Linked DNA regions of Homo sapiens: region 2 is linked to region 1. A link is a contact called in ENCODE Hi-C or POLR2A ChIA-PET data. All regions are on one chromosome and are shown on one strand. The core of a region is the stretch at or near the end of the contact, and the rest is flanking DNA. Distances in the headings are between cores, read along the strand shown. Region 1 overlaps OXNAD1 (oxidoreductase NAD binding domain containing 1). Region 2 has its middle 78 kb from the start of PLCL2UT.

Region 1 (4,230 bases), core at 1,030-3,529:
AAACCCCAGGTGTTTTCATTGTAGAAATTGACAAGTTGATCATAAAATTCATATGGAAATTTGAGGAACCCATAATCATCAAAACAATCTTGAAAAAGAAGTTTACATTTGTAGGACTCACAGGTCCTGATTTCAAAAGTTACTACAAAGCTACAGTAATGAAAATGCTGTTGTACTGACATAAGGACAGACATGTAGATCAATGGAAAAGAACGGAATGTCCAGAAATAAAGCCTTAAATTCATGGTGAATTGATTTTAGACAAGGCTGCCAAAGCAATTTAATGGCAAAAGAACAGTCTACTCAACAGTGGCACTGGGAGAACTGAATAACCACATACAAAGAATGAATTTGGACCCCTATTTCACAACATATACAAAAATTAAGTCAAAACAGAGCAGAAACTTAAATGTAAGAGCTAAAATTATAAACTCTTAGAATAAAACACAGGAGTAAGACTTCATGGCAATGGCTTCTTAGATATGACCCCAAACCAAAAGGGTTGGAAAAAAAATAGAGAAACAGATTTCATCAAAATTTAAAACTCTGTGCTACAAATGTTATCATCAAGAAAGTCAGGGCCAGGCACAGTGGCTCATGCCTATACAAATCCCAGCACTTTGGGAGGCCGAGGTGGGTGGATCACCTGAGGTCAGGAGTTCGAGACCAGCTTGGCCAACATGGTAAAACCCCGTATCTACTAAAAATAAAAAAATTAGCTGGGCATGGTGGCAGATGCACCTGTAGTCCCAGCTACTTGGGAGGCTGAGGTAGGAGAATCACTCGAACCCAGGAGCAGAGGTAGCACTGAATCGAGATCGTGCCACTGCGCTCCAGCCTGGGCGACAGAGTGAGACTCCATTTCAAAAAAAAAAAAAAAAAGTTAAGAAGACAATCTACATAATGGGAAAAATATTTTTAAATAATATATCTATTAATATTAAGGTTCTTGTATTCAGATTATATAAAGAACTCTTACAACTCAGTAATAAAGAGACAACCAAATAAAAAACTGACAAAATACTTTAAATTAATATTTCTTCAAAGAAGACATATAAATGGCTAATAAGCACATGAAGAGATGTTCAACATCAATAGTCATTAGGGCAATGTAAGTCAAAATCATAATGAGCTGGCAGTTCACACCCACGTGGATGGCTATAATCAAAGAGACAAACAATAGTGTTAGGGTCTGGAGAAATTGGAACATTTATACATTGCTGGTGGGAATGTAAAATGGCACAGCCACTCTAGAAAACAATTTAATAGTGCCTGAAAATGTTAGTTAGTTAGCATATGACCCAACAATTCCATGCCTAGGTTTAGACCTAAGACAGGTGAAACTGTATGTTCACTCAAAAACTTGTACATGAATGTTCATGGCAGCATTATTCACAATAGCCCCAAAGTGGAAACAATGTAAATGTCCATCAGCTAATGAAGATATAAACAAAATGTGGCATATCCATACAATGGAATGAAGTACTGATACAGGCTACAACATAGATGAACCCTGAAATCATGTTAAGTGAAAGAAGCCAATCACAAAAAGACCACACACTGTATTGTATGATTCTGCTGGTATAAAATGTCTATAAGAGACAAATCCATAGAGACAAAATAGATTAGTGGTCATCTAAGCCGGGCAGGAGGATAGGGAATGAATAAGAATCATTACAGAGTTTCTTTCTGGGATAAAAATGTTCTAAATGTGATTGTGCTGATAGCTGCACAACTCTGTTAATATACTAAAACCTCTGAATTGTACACTTTAAATGTTTGAATTTTATATGAATATATCTCAACATAACAGTCTTTTTAAGTTTTAAAAAGTATGAAAAAAGGGTCAAGAAAAGCAACAAAAACTCTCCCACTAGTATTTGACAGACTTAATAGGCCGATATGGCCTCTGAGTTACACAAGTCTTAACGTTTCCTTCTTTTCTTCTAACCACATCCTGTAGTCTAGAACTCCTGGGTTTCAAGCTTTCAATAATTCTATGCCACAGAAACCCTTTTTTGGTGAGGATTCTAGGAAATGCAATAAACCTAGTCACATACCAAGAAAAATGTATTGGAACACAGAACCACAAAAAATTCTCATCCCCATATCTGGGAAACATAAACATCCAATCTAGGTGTTTCACAGCCATCACAAGAGCAAAAAGTATCATCCTTCCCCAGTTGCTTACCTACATACAGGCCTAAAAGAAAAGCAAAAGATGTTCTCTAATCTGATCTATGACCTTAAAAAAATATTCTCCTGCAGTCTATGGCCTTACATTTCCAGTCATTTATTATAAGTGTTTAAAAACCAGTTCTGGATTGGAAGTGCTCCAGAAAAGGTCTTTGGCCAACTTTAACCTATTTTCACTTGACTCTTTTCCATGAGTACTTTAACTTTCTTTTCATTTCTGACAAGATAAAAATTTAAAAGACTATCGTTAGCATTTGTTAACACAGTTGCTATATGCTATCACAGAGGAGGTATACAAAAATCTCCATTATTTCCATGTTTAAAAAATAAATACATTAATAAGCTACTTTTGCTGCTTCATCTCCTGAACTACAGTGCCCTCTGCTGCTCAATGCTGATGAAGGCCATTCTCTCAGTTGAATGAAAGGGAACCAACCCTCTTCTCTAGTAACTCTGGAAAGCTACCTTTGGAAAAAAAGGACTCCTTCATTAAAAAATACAGAAGAATTTAAGTTACATAAAAACTTCATCTGAATGGATTTAAGAAAATATGCACAATACATATTTCATAAAACATCTGTCCAAGAAAGAATTATACCTTAAACACACACCTTTAAAAATGTCCTTTGCAGGATGAGCACTCTTGGAGCCATGAGTTAAAGCCCTTACTATATACCCAATGAGTGAGTGTATGCAGAAGGAGCCTAGGTGCGCGGTGAAGCAGTGGATGTCCACATCCAACCATGACACACCAGGCAGCCAGGTCCTGTCCACAAAGGGAGCCCCAGTGCCAAGCACACAGCAGCTATACTATGAGATCCCAGAACTCTTTAGTCCTTGCCTACAGTTCTCAGAGCCCCTCACTCATTCACTTAATGCAAACATCTAAGAGAGCACCTGCCTACCATATACAGGCACTGTGGTACTTGCTGGAGGTACAAAGATGCACATATGTCTTAGTTGCTGCCCTCAATGAACCCACTCTAAGAGGAGGAAAATTAACAAATACATACAATTAAATGGGCAATGATAAAATCTGCTTAGCGTAGCGAGGCAAGGCAGAGGAAGGAGGAGTCAATTCTACCAGGAGTACAGGAATTAAGAAAGACTTCACAGAAGAGATGCCCTTTAAACAGTCTTAAAAGACACACAATGCTTACCAGATGAGTAATGGGGGAGGACACAGTTTGAAAAAGATGCCAAGGAATACAGTGCTATGTTATGTGCAGTCCTGTGAGAATCAGGGCTGCCACACATGCTTGTGTAGGTTGCAAGGATATTATCTATCTACAGTGTGGCAGCCCTGCTCAAGGGTAGGTATAAAGTCTTATTTCTCTAATCTTGCTCCTCCAGTGTTTCTTCTTGGTGTCCTCTTTCTCTCAGCAGGGCTCAAAGTTGCTTTCTAGCATCTAAACTTATGTTATCTTGTAGAAAGTCAGACACACTAGGACCAGGAATTCCCTCCACTCTGTGAAAATGCTTTGGCCTTACTTCCCCTCAGGAGGCAAGCTATACCCAGCCAAGTGTGGATTGAGTACTGACTGGGGCATCAGTGGTGACATGGTGGTGATAAGCCCCCACTCCTGCCTGGCCTGCCACTCTTCCAATCAACAGCTTCAGTGCAGGGAAACTGACCAAGGAGATAAGAATTGGAATCTGTCCCCTGGGCCTTATCAGCACATATGATCTAACTGAATGAAATACTTATTAGCAATAACAAAAGCTAAAATCAAACAAATGAAGTTAACAGTAGGCATTATGCTAAACACTTTAAATATCCCAAAACGTAGGAATACTACTGCTCCCTCTTTGAAGATATGAGAACTGAAGCCCAGACAAATAAGGAAACTGACCACATCACAGAGCTGGCTGGTAGAAAGCAAGCATGTGAGCTGAGCAGTCTCCAGGGCACTAGGCGACAATACACTGCTACCCACAGTAGCATAACCAATGCCAGAGGCAGGCAGTGAGCACCACAGCCAAATGTGAATCTAGAAACTCAGGGCAGCTGCACACTGTGTGAGGACCAGTGGT
Region 2 (4,230 bases), core at 1,190-3,689, 510 kb before region 1:
TAGGCCGGTCTAACCTTTTCATGTTTTCCTGCCTGTTTTTTGCTGGCAGCTGATTAGATGGTGCCCATCCAGATTAAGGGTGGGTCTGCCTTCCCCAGCCCACTGACTCAAATGTTAATCTCCCCTTTCGCAACAACCTCACAGACACACCCAGGATTAATACTTTGCATCCTTCAATCCAATCAAGTTGACACTTGGTATTAACCATCATACTTGTTTATATCTTTAAAATTTTTCTATGATCAATAAGCATTATCATTGCAATAAAATGAACAAACAAAATGGTTATCTTGTTCCCTTAGTGCTAAATTCAAGTCCAGCAGTCAACTTTCTTAATAACTTCAACCCCAACAGGATCAGTGTATACCCAGCCAGTGCGCTCCCAGATCAATGGCAGACATTGGTAATCCAATCACACACATTTACCTCATGTACCATGTCATCAGAATCTTTCTCAACACAGCCACACAGACTGCCACTGCAAGTTGTGAGGAAAACATTTTTGCCATCCAGAACACAATGATCATTCACTCTTCCTCCTAGATCTATATTCTACAAATAATTCTAAAGGAGTCAGTTCAGGGTGCTGGAAAGAGCACTGCACATAGAACCAGATGCTCTAGTGTACAGGTCTGGCTCTGCCACACTCTAATAGAAGATTTTTTTCATGGGACAGACAGCCACTTCCCTCATCCTCAAGCTTCCTCTGCTGTGAAATCTGGAGGTCGACCTAAGGGCTCTATCTGCTGTAGCACCTGATGTGATTCTAAATTTCATTTTTTCCCCAGGCACTTAACGCAGGCAAGAAAACAAACAATGATAATAATGCCCCATATCAAGGGCCTCCTCTGTGTTAAGCATTGTGCTAAGCACTTTACCTGGATTATCATTCCATTTACTGCTCGTAATATTACATGATCGTACTGTTCTCCCCATTTTACAGATGAAAAAATTTAGAATTAGAGAAGGAAAGTACCTTGTCTGAGACCATCCAGCAAGTCAATGGATACAGATGTGAGCCGATATCTGACTATAGCAACTGCTGCCCATGCTCTGCCCACACCCCACATCTTTCCACTGCCTTCTGTTGCAAGCATCTGCCACGCTCCACTTGAGGGCTTTCTCTCACCCCAGTGAGGCAGGCCATTAGTCTCAGAAGCAGAGGAAGTTAATGCCCCTGGAAACAGCTCTCATATAATGACAGATGAGAGTTGGAGGATACATACCCCATCTCCCTTGCCTCTTGGTTGGGATGACTCTGAGGCTTATTTTTCCCCTTCCTTGTCTTGCTTCCTCTCTTCCCCTCCTTTGCTTCCTGGGACCATCTCTCCCCAAAATTTCTTGTACTCAGATTCTTCTTGCTGGGTATTTTTTCCTGGAACTTAAACCAAGACAACCTTGCACCATGCTAGGCTGCCATGAAAATTAGACAATAGTGTTCTAGAAAAATACATCAAAAAATTCGTTTTTCAGCTTCTACTGCATTCCCTTTGAGTTTGGAGCATAGAATCCAGTTATATCAGAGTCTGTATCCCTTGAGAGAGAAGAGTTAGGGACACTTGGGGTTTGTAGAGCTATAAAGGCCACGAGGCCTTAGAAAGTGGACCCCTGTGTTCTTGTTCTGCCTTCAGCCACTTCCCCACTCTGTGCTCACAGACAAGTATGGAAACTTGAATACCTACTTCTTCATTTGTAAACAGAAAGCTCTATGATTCTGACTCAGATTTTAGATCTTGAGCTCAAGATAATCCAGCACAGATTGGCTGATCTATAGTTAAGGCTGGAATGCATCACTTTATGCAGCTGACAACTTTGCATAATGGAAATAAAGACCCAGACACTGGCATGCAGGAAAAGGTGAAAACACAACGCTAAACAAGGAAATAAGATCGACAGAGATAAAGTGCTGGGCAGTCAGTCCTAGGTGAAAATGTTAATTGTAATGCAGCCTTTTGGAGAAAAATGGAATGTAAATCTCTCAAAATACAATGTGTCCAGAGCTAAATATGCAGCCATTATGATGATTTTCCAAGAACTGTCATATTCAATTGTAGCGCTGAGATGTTTCTTTTCAGCTACACAACGCTTTTACACAATTAATAATCTCTTTTTAGAATCAATATTATTTTTTAGTGGCAGAGGCATTACTGAATGCCATGTCCTCCAGCCCTGTCTTCGTGGTGGTTGTTTGTGGGACCAACTGTAATAATTCTTGTGATTTTATTCAAGGAATTTGGGAAGAGAAAAAGATTCCTCGTAGAGCTTGAAAACAAAGCAAAGAAATCATCCCATGTGACTTTCTCCCCTGAAGTTCTCTGTGACTCCCTGTCTGCCATCAAGCTTGGGCTTCGATGTTAATTTTTCCATCTGCTTTGGCTGCAGGTAATTTGGAGACACTGACGTCATCAGACCATCTGTTCAGTAAAACCACAGCGATGCTTTCCTCCTGAGTTGTTTATGCCTTGACAGCTACTTTGGGCTATTTTCAATATACTCAAAGCAGAGACTAAATTGTGGTCCAAACAGTCCCTTAGCATTGCATCTAAGTGTAAAAATTAAAGTTAATTATTTTTGTAATTGTAACAAAAAAATCAGATGCACACCGAGTTATGGAAACTACTGGTTAATCTCAAGACAAAGGAAAGCAGATAGTTTGCATCATGATTTTTTTCTTCCTGATGCCTTCTGACAGCCTCAGTTTGTCTAGTCTGACCATTCCAGTTATGCCTAGGGCCTGACACAGGATAGTGCCAAATAAATTTTGTAGGATGAATGACTGGTATTTCCTTTATCTAAGGCACTCTTGAATATAATCCATTTATATATATTCTTTCCAGTCAGCTGTCCTCCTGTGCCCAGGAAGAACTGGGAGTTAACTTTCACTTCCTCTTTAAGAGGAACTTGAGAGGGCTGCAGAGGAAATGGAGATTTCATCACTTCAAAATCTGTAGAGACCACATTACACGTTTTGGAGGGTCAGTACTGCCTCTAGAATAGAGTGGATTTTTTTTAAATTCCTACAATGTGAAACTGATAGCAAATATTAAACCAAAAGCAAAATGGATTTGGATTTTAATGCAAATCATGAAGACTGGATGTACTTCTTCAAATAAATCTTAACAGCAACAACATAATTTTAAATAAATAATTTTAATGTAAATCATGAAGACTAGATGTACTTCTTAAAATAAATCTTAAGAGAGACAACTTATAATTGACCTATATGAACATCATGTCTCAAGTGATTTTAAATTATAGTACTTTATGTGTGCTATGTTGCACAAGTATCCTGAGATCCCCTTGCATTGCCTGAATGCCAATTTTCATTTTCATATTTAAGAAAGAATATTCTTAAATTCATTTCTTATTTCTTGCTCCATTCTTATCCCTTCCTCCTTCTCTTCCTCACTACCTTCCCACACTAATTCATGCCTAAGTCTTGTTGAGTTTGCCTTCTAAAAATAGTTCTTGATTCCTCTCATTTTTATTTTCTTTCCTAGCATTATCTTAGATCAAGTTACATTCATCTCTCATCTGGAGGTCTCTGGTCTTTAAACATCCACTCTTGTCCTCTCTAATTTGTTTCCTACAAGTTACAATGTAAATTTGATCATACTATCCTCCTAAAGACCTTTAATGACATACCATTGTTTTTAGAGTGAAGATCACAATCCCTAATAAGCCCTCCAAGGCTGTGCAACATTGTCCCCTGACTGCATAGGGGACGTTTACATTCCTTCACATTGCTTCACATTCCTTCCTCCTCTGTACTTCAGATACTATGGAATTTTGTTTGCTTGTTTGTTTCTAGTCCTTCCAACAGGCCGGCTCCCTCTTGCCACAGGTCCTTCGCACATGATGTTTATTCTTCCTGGTCACTCTTCCCCTGGTTAAAGCCTACCTATTTTTCAGATCTCAATTCTTTTTAAGTTTCTCTTTAAAACTAATCTTCTAGACCAAGCCTGGTCCCTCTGCCTGCTTTCACCTTCTTTCTTGGTAACAGAAGCCCCAGTTTTTAACAGGGCACATGACTTAAAAGCCCCTATTACAGCTAAGTGTGGAGGTGTGACTAAACTACAGCCAAAGATTTGTAAGTGGAAGTGGTGTGTTCATTTTCCAGGACATGCCTTTCATTATACCTTTCTCCTTCCTCTGGCTGGAATACATGATGGCTGGAGACTAAGCCATTATCTTGGACCATGAAGTGGAAGCCACATGCTGGGGATAAGG

Evidence for each region. A loop is a pair of places that touch in the nucleus more often than their neighbours do. ChIA-PET counts read pairs that join two places held with the same protein, here RNA polymerase II (POLR2A). Pooled maps may share reads with other maps.
Region 2: a pooled map shows a loop between it and region 1 (2.8-fold over the local background). The contact joins two enhancer-like sites. A Hi-C loop is called at or near these places in 5 of 37 single-sample maps with no recorded cell type and 3 of 50 pooled maps. POLR2A ChIA-PET finds 5 or more read pairs at or near these places in 1 of 52 experiments (activated naive CD4-positive, alpha-beta T cell).

The regions. Positions count from the first base shown.
Region 1 is chr3:16,288,845-16,293,074 of GRCh38, reverse strand. The region is part of intron 5 of OXNAD1 (oxidoreductase NAD binding domain containing 1); the gene reads right to left. Among named protein-coding and RNA genes, the nearest start is that of OXNAD1, 26 kb to the right of the region's middle. Within about 2 kb of position 2,279, at least 7 of the 41 ENCODE cell types and tissues checked have a DNase peak (open chromatin) inside an H3K27ac peak, as active enhancers do.
Region 2 is chr3:16,800,085-16,804,314 of GRCh38, reverse strand. No RefSeq gene overlaps it. Among named protein-coding and RNA genes, the nearest start is that of PLCL2UT, 78 kb to the right of the region's middle. Within about 2 kb of position 2,439, at least 2 of the 41 ENCODE cell types and tissues checked have a DNase peak (open chromatin) inside an H3K27ac peak, as active enhancers do.